Regions from separate parts of the Homo sapiens genome. Here regions 2, 3 and 4 are each linked to region 1. A link is a contact called in ENCODE Hi-C or POLR2A ChIA-PET data. All regions are on one chromosome and are shown on one strand. The core of a region is the stretch at or near the end of the contact, and the rest is flanking DNA. Distances in the headings are between cores, read along the strand shown. Region 1 overlaps ARHGEF28 (Rho guanine nucleotide exchange factor 28). Region 2 holds the start of HEXB (hexosaminidase subunit beta). Region 3 has its middle 42 kb from the start of LINC01331. Region 4 overlaps LINC01331 (long intergenic non-protein coding RNA 1331).

Region 1 (2,865 bases), core at 120-2,619:
TTTTCTCCATCTTAGCTGAGAGCCTACAAGTTGCAGTGAAGGCCTCACAGATGGGCGCCGTGAGTCAATCATGTGAGGACAGTTGTGGAGACTCTGTCTTGGCGGACACACTCAGTTCTCATGATGTACCAGGATCACCGACTGCCTGTAAGTGAAAATGCAGGCCTTGGCAATGAGCCTGAGCACAGTCCCTGGAGCTTACAGTGGTCACGTAAAGTAAAGGCAATGACTGTCTCTGGTTGAAGGGGACTTGATATATTTTTTTAAATTAGAAAAAAACTGAGAATAAATATGCTAGCCTAAATGAATATCATAGGCATATAATAATGACACTGGGGTTTCAAGTATGAGGATCTAAAGAGTAGTTGGTGGGTTATACTGCTCTGTTTGCCGGCCAAATATCGGACCTTCCCCAACCCCTACCCTGCCTCATTTTTGATATGATTTATTCATTACAGTTTTGAAAGAACTTTTTAACTTTTCAGGTTTTTTAAAAAAGGAGTCCCTGCGGTCAATTACAGAACAAGCCCTTAAACCTAATCTCATGTGCATCAACTGAGAAAACAACTCAGAAAACCAGAAATATACACACGGCTCCCTCCGTCTCCCTCCTTTCTCTCTCCCTCTCTCTTTCTCTCTCTCTCACACACACGAAGTTTGGTGGTATGGTTAAAGCAGAAGTGCCAGAAAATTCTTGATCTGTGCCATCCTACACTTTAGTTCATGTCAGAATTCATTTATGAAAACATTGTTTCAAAACATTTTAAATATAAAAAAAAATAGAATGTAGAGATTTGGTTTAGGTAATTTCCCCGAACCTAGCTATCCTGTTATATGTATAGTTGTAGGCTACTTAGTTCCATAAAGGTTTCTAAGATAAGAGCATAAAGAGTATACTTTTCATCCTGTGCAGGTGGTAACAACCTTACTTCCACAAGGTCTTATGTGCGTAAGATAAAATGGATAAAATGTCTTCAGTAGTTAGAGATCAGAAGATTAAATTGAACTCAAGATTGGAAGATTAAATTGAACTCAGAACTTCTTTAACAACATCCCTTGATTAATTAAGATATATAGATGCAGTATAGCTTTTTAATTCTATACTTCTTTTTTTTTTCTTTTTTAAACATCAGCACCACTAATTATCTTCCTCTCTCAAGTTCTGCTTTATCTAATCCTGAGTTTCTAGTTTCAGAATGCGCACGTATGTTTTTCATTTTGACACAGCCCAGATTCATCAGGGGAGTTGTACTGCCCTGGGTGATTTCCTTTTAAAAGAAGAACCTCATTATGCCATTGAGGAGTCTCTGTCTAAAAATACGTGCAGGGATCTGCTGAGGGATCTGCTGCTCTCAGCCTCGCCCCAGGGACAGCTGGAGAGGCTCCCCTCTGCAGCTGCCCGAGCCCGCGGTCGTGCCTTCCCTCCCTTCAGGCCAGGCAGTGAAGGTCTCCTTGTCTGTATCCACATCTCTCATGACTGGGGAGAGTTTCAAAGGGACACCCGTGGCATTTGCCAGAACCATTGAGAGGCTCTTTAGAGGGGTCTGATGTCGGGATTCAGGTAGAGGAAGTACCGAAGCTGGCTGGTGGGGTCCTGTACCCCAAGGCCTCTTCAGTTCTGGGTCAGACTGGAACATGGTGCTATGAGAGTTTGATTCTCTTTATAAAGTTGTTCAAGGCACAAGGCTAGTTCTAAATGAAGGTCTACAACTGTGACTGAATGGGTCGGTTCTGCAAATGACTTGGAGAACTGGGCTCTTCTTCATCAGGCTTATGTCAGCCTGAGGTTATAAGCCAAGCAGACAGCTCTATTTTCAGTCTTCAGTATACATGATGAGTATCTTCTACTTCTAGGAAAGTTCTGTTCACTGGAGACCCTCTGGCCCACCCTGAAATTGGATACAGGGACAGGGACCTGATCTGTGTTTTATTCTTCTGCCTTGTCATCAGCTTCTTTCCCATTTGATTTTCCTAATTTCTATGAGGGAGTGAGAAACAGAGTGGTGAATTCTTTAGTGATGCCTTTGGCCACTCTTTAAGAGTTAGGAATAGCACCCAATAGTAGAACCATTTTTCAAATGACAGAGAAACCTATAAAATGTCCCTCATTGTAAGTGAATAAGTGCTGATCAGCTTGAACAAAATGGACTTGTTTTTAGCTGATCTCATCTGAAGCCGTTTCCGTTTAGACAAAAACTTCTTTGTATTAGAAGAGGTCTTTGAAATCCTAGAGGACTCTCATTTTCCAAAGACATAAGTATTTTTATTAAAGAAAAAAGCATTTCCTATATTGGAAATAAAGTTTTAAAAAGACACAATAAAAATTATACAAACAAACAGTGTCATAAAGTGAATATCGATTTTGTCAGGGTCTGGATTGGACATGGTTCTAATAAAACACTGTTTTGGGCTTTGAAAATTCTAGTTTTAATCAGTGCAAGGTGGGCACAGTTTAAGTTTTAACTGAGTTCACATGGGTAAAGAAATAAAATCCTGCCAACAGAGATTTAATGGATGAAGTGAAATCTGTATTTGGTACTTAAAAATATTTCGGGACTAGTTTCTATGTTTTCATAGTTTAAATACATAGTATTTGTAAATCTAAAGCATAACAAGAAATGTGAGAAAAACAACACATTTAGAAATTGTTAAAAAATAAGTTATTCAGAGATAGGGACAGGTTCTTGGTTTGTATGACTATGAGACCGTGAAGTATTAGCCATCTCCGCCTTCCTAGAAAGATGTCTCCCTCCTGCTTCGGACTCCTCCTTCCTCCTAAACCTTGTTTATCGTCTGCTGCTCTTGCACTGGCCACAAGAGAGACTTTTTACAGACTTAAGTCTGCCAAGAGACCTTGCTTTTGTT
Region 2 (2,865 bases), core at 129-2,628, 790 kb after region 1:
TTGTTGCCCAGGCTGGAGTGCAGAGGTGTGATCTCAGCTCACTAAAACTTCCACCTTCCGGTTTCAAGCGATTCTCCTGCCTCAGGCTCCTGAGTAGCTGGGATTACAGGCGCCCGCCACCACGCCCAACTAATTTTTGTATTTTTAATAGAGACGGGGTTTCACTTTGGTGGCCAGGCTGGTCTCGAACTCCTGAACTTGTGATCCGCCCTCCTTCGCCTTCCAAAGTGCTGGGATTTCAGGCGTGAGCCGCCGCACCTGGCCTAATCATTACATTTCTTTGAAGTCTTTCCTTAAAGCTCTTCCACCCTCATTTTCAGAATACTTATATAGCAGATCTGTGGTTTTGGTCTGCCTAGCGTTTTCTCCTTCTGGTAAGAGAACACCTCTTCTCCCTTTGGCATCTCCAGTCCGTGTTCGTCATGTGACTTCACTGGCTCTTCCTTAGGGATGGGTTATGAAATCAAACTTGTCAGTTGGGATCCTTTATATCGGGACCCACACAGATGAGCCAAGATGTTCTCTCTCAGGATTCCTTGGGCATGCTCTGCCCCAGGGAGTTCTGATAGGAAGGCTTTATTGACCACAGCTGAAGTGCTGTTACAGAAAAGCCTAGACTTAGGAGCAAATAAACTCAGCTCTCATCTCGGTTATCTGGTGGTTGGGCTGAGAGGAGAAAGGTGCTCCTCAAGCTTGGCTTCTCCAGCTTCACCGAAGCCAGGGATCCACAGGAGAGCGCCCGTGTTGACAGCGTGAGCGGCGACCCGGTGTCGGCCTGGCGTCCCGAGCCTGTGCACTGGGCCGTTTTCTTTTTCTTTTCTTTTTTTTTTTTTTTTTTTTTGAGACGGAGTCTTGCTCTGTTACCCAGGCTGGAGTGCAGTGGTGCGATCTCGGCTCACTGCAACCTCCGCCTCCCGGGTTCAAGAGATTCTCCTGCCTCAGCCTCCCGAGTAGCTGGGACTACAGGCACCCGCCATCATGCTCGGCTAATTTTTGTATTTTTGTAGAGTCGGGGTTTCACCAATTTGGCCAGGCTGGTCTTGAACTCCTGACCTCAGGTGATCCGCCCGCCTCGGCCTCCCAAAGTGCTGGGGCTACAGGCGTGAGCCACCACGTACGGCCAGCACCGGGCATTTTTCTTACTTTAGCCATCCCGTGTTTGAGGTTGCTGTCTGGGCTCTGCTCCTACCCGAGGGCACCCCTGGAGGAAATTCTCGAGGTGACCTGGACAGGGCGGGCTGGGCGAGGACGCTCCCGGGGCCTGGAGGCGGAGTCGGGGGCGGGCGCGCGCAGTCATCTGACTCGGTGACTCACCCGCGGCCGCGCTTCCTCTGATCCGGGCCGGGCGGGAAGTCGGGTCCCGAGGCTCCGGCTCGGCAGACCGGGCGGAAAGCAGCCGAGCGGCCATGGAGCTGTGCGGGCTGGGGCTGCCCCGGCCGCCCATGCTGCTGGCGCTGCTGTTGGCGACACTGCTGGCGGCGATGTTGGCGCTGCTGACTCAGGTGGCGCTGGTGGTGCAGGTGGCGGAGGCGGCTCGGGCCCCGAGCGTCTCGGCCAAGCCGGGGCCGGCGCTGTGGCCCCTGCCGCTCTTGGTGAAGATGACCCCGAACCTGCTGCATCTCGCCCCGGAGAACTTCTACATCAGCCACAGCCCCAATTCCACGGCGGGCCCCTCCTGCACCCTGCTGGAGGAAGCGTTTCGACGGTGAGCGCTCCCGGCCCGGCCGGGAGTTGTCCTGGGGGAGGGGAGAGGCGGACCACCCCGGAGCGCTGTGCAGACCCTCACCACCCCACTGCGCAGACGAGAAACCGCCTGGGAGCTGGCAGGCGATCTGCCCAGCGCCACATGGACTGAACCCACGCTCTTGCCCCCACCCTCCTACTGCTTCTTAAGGGACACCTTGGGTGCTCAGGAACCCTGGTTTGAGAGCCGGATAGTAAGTGGAAGAGGGAGTTTGCTCTGAGGCCTTGTTGGGCAAATGGCATGGACGGAGGGGACACCGGAGCTGGGGAGGAAAGTGACAGCTCCTTATTTGAAGGACGTGCAAAGGGATAAGTTACCCGAAGGGCTTAGACAAGCTCTCTTGAGGGACCAGGAATCCCCCAAAGCTGACTGTCATTTATAGGCCAGTTTCGCCCCCTCACCTCTCCTCACATCTCCTGGTAACAGCTCAAATGGCAGAAGTCCTCAGTTTCGAGCACTGCCTAAAACTGCCCTCTCTCCTAAAATCTCTTCCATATAAAATGTGACATGTTTGCATCTGACTACGTTTCTGCGGTCAGTGGTTAGGCAGTATCCAACTTTGTTTCTCAACACCGATCATGTTGCCTGCTCTCCCTGCTTCCTCTTTTACAGACCCCTAGATAGCGCCTCTGTCTCTCTCACCCTTTGGCTGCAGACAGGGTGAGTTTTGTCATGGGAGTCAGCCAATCACACCATAGACAAGGCAGGTTCCCCTGGGGAGATGTTTGAAGACGCCACACACTGTCCCCTCAGTGTGAGACCTGTGTAGGTGGGACTGTCCTGAAGGCGTATCGTGCCCTGCAGAATTGTAATTTGGTGCTAACTGTACTGCCTCCTGGCATTCCCCAAGCCTGTCGCTGTACCCAGTGGATACTATAGAGCTTAAGTGTGCTTGCAGGACCCTGAACAGGTGGGGAGGGAATGTCAAACTAACTGAATAATGTGTTCTGACCCCAGATAGGACAGGTGCCTAGGCTCAAGCTGCAGAGGCCCAAGATGCTGATGGCAGAAATGGTTCATTCTCTACAATCAGAAGGCTCATGGTTTCCTTCTGTTTTGTACAACTAAATGGGTATTATCAGTCTCTATTTTAGACACACACACTAATGAGCCTTTGGTAT
Region 3 (2,865 bases), core at 256-2,755, 680 kb after region 1:
ATGTAAATACTATGTTAATCATTGTTATACTACGTTGGTTAGGGAATGATGACAAGGAAAAAAAAAACATCTGTACCTATTCAGTACAGAGGCAATTTTTTTTTTTTCAAATATTTTCCATCCATGTTGGTTGAATCGTTGGCTGCAGAACCCATGAATACAGAGGACCAACTGTACTTCAAATGAAATGATCCATTTTTAATATAAAACAAGCTTTTCAGTGGAAAGTAATAGACCATTAACTAAATCGTATGTCTGGTCCTACCAAACTTCTGCTTGCAAGACATTTAGACTACCTTCACATTTTCTGATTTCCACTTTGCTTTGATACCACGAAAATTTTCTTGCCTGGGAACATATATTATACAAGCGGAAAATCAGTCAAGAGATCATTGAATATTAATTCTCTGTCATTATGTGCCCAACACAGATGCCTTAGGAGTTAAACAGAGGCATGCATATGCTCGACTTAAGACACTGTGTCACCAACCTCCTCCCCTTCTTCATCAGAGGCAAGAGAGAGCCCACAGACAGCAAGCAACCCACCCTTGCCCAGCAGTGACAGGAGCAAGCCCCGTGCCCAGAGACTGCTAAGACCAGCCTTATCATTACAACCTTTTTGGAGAATCTTGCTGAAAGGCTGGGCGCTCTGAAGAGAAGCATGGCATCAGTAAGGGACCAGATTGCCAGTGTTTGCGTCCTGGCCTTGCTGCTTACTAGCTATTCCCCTCAGGCTAGTTTCCAATCTCTCAGCACCTCAGCTTCTTCATCTGTAAAATGGGGATAAACACGGCACCTATTTCATGATGTGATTGTGAAATGTCACTGATTTAATACATGTGAAGCAACTAAAATAGTGCCTAAGTTATAGGAAATGCTTATTATTATTATTATTTGAAAATTACACTACTCAACAATTATACAAAAAAAAAAATCTGTTTTTCCCCTAATCTCTCTAAACAAAGGCACTAAAACTCAAAGAGTTAGTAACAGAGAGAAATAGAACTTTGGTGGTCACAGAAACACTCAACATGGTAGCCACAATCCTAAAACTATGTGTAACAGAAGTAAACCCAGATAGAAATAGCCTTCTTAAGGCAGAGTTCTACAAAGGGGATCCCCGGATTTTCATGCTCTGAGCCCTGATACTGACTTTCAACATCTTGGCGTGTCTACCAAATCAGGTACCTCAATACGACATTACCTAAGAGTTCCTTAACTCACAACCCTGTGAGGACAACAAAAGATACTGTTAGAACAACAAAAAAAAAACGCTCTCCATGAGAATTATGCACAGTTTACTTTGCATGGGTACCATGTATGTGTGCATTTTAAATAAACATAAAGTGTGTATAACTGCTTTTGATCTCAGTTTTAATTTCTCTTTAGCACAAAACCAGTCATAATTTCTTCCCTTGTGATAAACAGGATTGATCAAGATGTGGAGCCTCATTTGTGTTTCCCCAGTTGTTCAGACGATGCCTCTCAGTGTGCACCGCCGGCTTCCGGGCCCTTGTTTCCAACCACAAGTAGTCCTTAGTCTTTGTGGCTTGCTAACCCCAGGAATGACAGCACAGTGTTATCGCTTGTACTCCCAGTAACCACTCTCTCTCTGTCTTACTGTATTGTCCAGCAAATGGAAGGTGTGGCAGCTAAACCCCTTTTTAGTCAGAAAGAACCACTTCCTGCTTAAAGTGAGAGCTAAAAGTGAATCTCTCGTTGTACAAAAATATGGATCCGGGCTGGGCACAGTGGCCCACGCCTATAATCCCAGCACTTTGGGAGGCCAAGGCGGGCAGATCACTTGAGGTCAGGAGTTTGAGGCCAGCCTAACCAACATGGTAAAACCCCATCTGTACTAAAAATACAAAAATTAGCCGGGCATGGTGGCAGGCACCTGTCATCCCAGCTACTCAGGAGTCTGAGGCAGGAGAATCACTTGAACCTGGGAGGCGGAGGTTGCAGTGAGTTGAGATCGCTCCACTGCCCTCCAGCCAGGGCAACAGAGCAATACTCCGTCTCAAATTTATATATATATGCCATGATGCTTTCTCTGAAACTTGAAGATTCTTCTGGCCACAGGAGCAGAAAGTCACTGTTTGATTTTGGGGGGCGCAATATTGTACGAGGGGCTTTCATTTCAGGCAAAGTCTCTCCCAACTTTTTCCTTTCCATGCTTACTGAAAAAAGAAAACCACTCCTAGATACTTGCTCCAGATTCTCTGCTGGAACCAGGCCATGCCCAAGCTCTCCAAAGAGCCTCTGTGAAGCCCCGGCTTTCCAGTTTTGAGGACCCTCGATCTTGAGGTGGTCTTCCTACCCTCAGATTTGGCTAATGTGGGAGGCGAGTTGAGGAATTTTATTTAAAAGCAATATTACTGTTGAACCTTGACTACTAGTCATGAACAAGTTTGCCACTAAAAACAGCAACACTGGAGCCCCACCCTCAAGCTTGAGGCCCCAAGCCACATGGCCTGCTCATCCCCTATTTCTCATGTAGGATCTGTGTTTGTTCCCACACAAATAATTCCCCAGAAGCCTGTGTAGCAGAAATGTGGATAACGTAGTAGTTCTTCACATTTGGGGGAACATAAAGGTATTTAAAGGAATAGACCTATTCTCTAGAAAAAGTATACATCACAAAATTTGCATGAAATTTTGAAAAGCTTTGCACCCATCACCTCCACAGCCCTCTTGGACTTTAAGAGATCTGTGGGACCTGAACCACAGATGGAAGTCAGGGTGAAGGATATACGGAAAGTGTTTACTTCCCCAGGGAGAATGGGAAGCCAGCCCCCACCTGCATTCCAAGAAAAGTCTGTCACCCCATCTTTCATACTTGGTTGATTGTTCCTGGGAACCAAC
Region 4 (2,865 bases), core at 100-2,599, 590 kb after region 1:
AATAGGCTATACCATATAGCCTAGGTGTGCAGGAGGCTATACTGTCTAGGTTTGTGTGAATACACTCTATGATGTTCACACAACCTAACCACACATTTCTCAGAATGTATCCCCATCATTAAGCAATGCATAACCATACTTAGAAGTGAAATAACTAAGTCATAGAGGATTTACTGGGTATCGCCAATTTGCTCTACAAAGGAATAGTGCAAAATCTGCCTTCTACCAACAATGAATATGAGTTTCTATTTACCTAGATCCTTGACAAACACTTGGTGTTAGCAGGCCTTTTGAAGTTTGTCTGTCTGGTGGATACGAAATGGTGTCTTACTGGTGTGTTCATTTGCATTTCCTTGGTCGTTCATGAGGTTGAGCGTCTTTGCAGTTGTTGTTCACCATTTGCCCTTCCTCTCTATGGAACTGCCCCTTTATACTTTTTCCCATTTTTAAAATTGTTGGTGTGAAATCACTCATATATTTTTGATACCTATTGTTTGTTGAATTTTAGAAATGGAAAAATTTCCCAGTCTGAGTTTTATTTTAAGTTCTATTTACAGTGCTTTGTCATGCAGAAGTTTACTAATTTTTATGTAGTCAGGTGTATAAATCTTCTTTGTTATATGTTCCTTATGTTTCATTTAAGAAATTCCTTTCTGTTCCAATGTCTTCAAATGTTAATCTTCCCTCTTTTTTCTCTAAAAGTTTCTAAGTTGTGATTTTCATATTTAGCTCTCCAATCCACTTGAACCTTATTTTTATACTGGTGAAAGGTATACTCTTTTTGGGTGGGGAGCAATATGGTTAGATAATTGTCTATGTTGATTTGTAACGCCTCCTCTGTTACAGATAAAGTTTAATGTAAATGTAAATGTAAATTTTTTTAATGGAGAAAAAACTTTGCCTAAAGTTTATCCTAGAGGCATAGATATGGGAACAAAGTTAATATGCTACAGGATAAGTAATAAATAATATGAGTTGCTGTGTTGCCGTGATACAATAGCCAAGATATGCGTCAGCAAAGCCAGAAAATGTCTGTTTGAAAGAAAAAAAAATTCAGCTACATGAGTATTTGACATGTAATTTTTTGATGATGCTGAGACAAAATTTGAGCAAAAGCTTTGTAAAAAAAAAAAAAAAAAAAAAGAACCTTCCTCCCACCCCCTGCCAAAACAAGAGATAAAGGAAAGCAAGGTGATCTCTTTAAAAACAAGTGGGGAATCACTGGACAGCTCTCTGTGTTAGTAATAGCAGACATGCAGCAAAAGCATAATCCATGAACCTGACATTGGCTACCCAAACAGAGAAGCAGAAAATCCAGTCGGGCAGACCTGGGCCGTGGCAGGCACTGAAGACTAATGGTGCTGCATGAATGGGCAGAGCTGGTGCCCCATCTGTGTGAAATCAAGAGGGAGTTTCAATTTGGCTTATTTCAGAGAGCTCAATAGGAAGTGAAAATAACAGGCCGTAATGGTCTCATGAAGAATAAAGCACCCCTATATTTCACACCACTACTGAGTTTTGCTAACATATTAGATTGAACTATATGAAATTGTCATTTCTGAAGTTAGAAAAAGAAGGTTGACTATCTTCACTTTCATATAGCTCAACCTAATATAAGAGAAGGATAGTGCTACGTTACATATTTGGGCGTCTCTTGCTCAAAAATGAGTCAATATAATGAAATTCTCCACTCAGATTCAAGGAGGGCACTCACTGGTGTGGGAATTACGGACTCTTCTCCCATATCGTTAGCAGACTGGCAACCCTGGAAGTCGAGTTTTCTCAGGCTAAAGGAGAGAAGTCCTCTGACTCAGAGACTTGGTGACTTCCCTCACCAACCCATCAGGATAACGGTATCAAGAGCATACTTCTAGGTGTTCCTTTGTCTAAAAATCTCCTCCAATGACATGAATAATGCTTTTCTCAGCAATGGCATCCTGTTCTGCTCACTCACACTCTGCAGTTAGATCACCCAGAAAATGAGATAAAACTACTGAAATCAATTAAAAGCATCTGATACACCAGACAAAGCCTCTTGGGTTGTTCAGAAAGAATCAGCAGAGCCAATGATTTCCTCCCATGACATCCAGTGAGAGCACTCTCTACAATAATGTTCTCTAGTCCAGCTCTTCCTGCTATTTCATACCAAACTTGGGGCTCAAGAGTCATATTAGTTCATCTTTCCAGCTGCCAGATGGGCAGTCAGCTTACACTTGGTCACTTTCCAGCTTCTCTAAATATATGTGTTTCTGATGTTATGCAGAATTTCTCATTCTGACACTAGGAAATCAGATTCTATTAGTGTATCAAGGAAATGTGAAGGGACCCAATGGGCTGTGAATCTCTCTGACCAAAATCCTAAAGTACATACATTAGATTAACTACAATCACTTTCAGATTTTCTTGTCTCTCTTTGTTCCCCATATTTTCAACACTTTCTCAGGCTGCTCCCTTAGGATCACAGATAATTAAATAAGAATACCCTAAATGAAAGAAATTGAATTGGAAGCTTTTAGAATTCTCTTCTCATCATCTAATTACATGAATAACATGTATGGGCAGCCTGACTCCTAGCTAATTCCCTCTCTGAATTTTTAGCTCTCATACAATTTGAACAGCAAATCCTAAAACCACAGGGTGGGTATTTTCCACTGCTTTGGTGACATACTTTTTTTTTCAAATTTTCCTGAAGTACACTTTGCCAGAAGACTGCCTTGAGGCTACCCCTGGTCCAGAGAATCTTCAAAAACCACATTGAAACAATTGTTGTTGCTCTTATCCTCTTCAGCATCTTGAGAATGTCCTTTCCCCATCTTTACATCTACAGTCTCCACAGGGAGACTATTAACTTCCCGCAGTGTCCTT

What was found. A loop is a pair of places that touch in the nucleus more often than their neighbours do. ChIA-PET counts read pairs that join two places held with the same protein, here RNA polymerase II (POLR2A). Pooled maps may share reads with other maps.
Region 2: a loop to region 1 is called in a map with no recorded cell type, with 7 times the contacts of the local background. The contact joins the promoter of HEXB here to the enhancer-like site in region 1. A Hi-C loop is called at or near these places in 1 of 37 single-sample maps with no recorded cell type and 9 of 50 pooled maps. POLR2A ChIA-PET finds 5 or more read pairs at or near these places in 1 of 52 experiments (naive thymus-derived CD4-positive, alpha-beta T cell).
Region 3: a map of GM12878 shows a loop between it and region 1 (4-fold over the local background). The contact joins two enhancer-like sites. A Hi-C loop is called at or near these places in 1 of 168 maps with a recorded cell type or tissue (GM12878), 17 of 37 single-sample maps with no recorded cell type and 16 of 50 pooled maps. POLR2A ChIA-PET finds 5 or more read pairs at or near these places in 1 of 52 experiments (GM12878).
Region 4: a pooled map shows a loop between it and region 1 (4-fold over the local background). The contact joins two enhancer-like sites. A Hi-C loop is called at or near these places in 10 of 37 single-sample maps with no recorded cell type and 3 of 50 pooled maps.

Annotation. Positions count from the first base shown.
Region 1 is chr5:73,897,947-73,900,811 of GRCh38, forward strand. ARHGEF28 (Rho guanine nucleotide exchange factor 28) reads left to right here. Exons shown (of 36, transcript NM_001177693.2): 30 at 16-147. Among named protein-coding and RNA genes, the nearest start is that of LINC02122, 200 kb to the right of the region's middle. Within about 2 kb of position 1,370, at least 2 of the 41 ENCODE cell types and tissues checked have a DNase peak (open chromatin) inside an H3K27ac peak, as active enhancers do.
Region 2 is chr5:74,683,855-74,686,719 of GRCh38, forward strand. HEXB (hexosaminidase subunit beta) reads left to right here and starts at 1,379. Exons shown (of 14, transcript NM_000521.4): 1 at 1,379-1,705. The coding sequence starts at 1,407. RefSeq lists a silencer at 1,067-1,406 and enhancers at 1,091-1,591, 2,097-2,146, 2,207-2,256, 2,267-2,356.
Region 3 is chr5:74,577,771-74,580,635 of GRCh38, forward strand. No RefSeq gene overlaps it. Among named protein-coding and RNA genes, the nearest start is that of LINC01331, 42 kb to the left of the region's middle. Within about 2 kb of position 1,506, at least 4 of the 41 ENCODE cell types and tissues checked have a DNase peak (open chromatin) inside an H3K27ac peak, as active enhancers do.
Region 4 is chr5:74,489,587-74,492,451 of GRCh38, forward strand. The region is part of intron 2 of LINC01331 (long intergenic non-protein coding RNA 1331); the gene reads right to left. Among named protein-coding and RNA genes, the nearest start is that of LINC01331, 46 kb to the right of the region's middle. RefSeq lists enhancers at 1,127-1,186, 1,777-1,826. Within about 2 kb of position 1,350, at least 3 of the 41 ENCODE cell types and tissues checked have a DNase peak (open chromatin) inside an H3K27ac peak, as active enhancers do.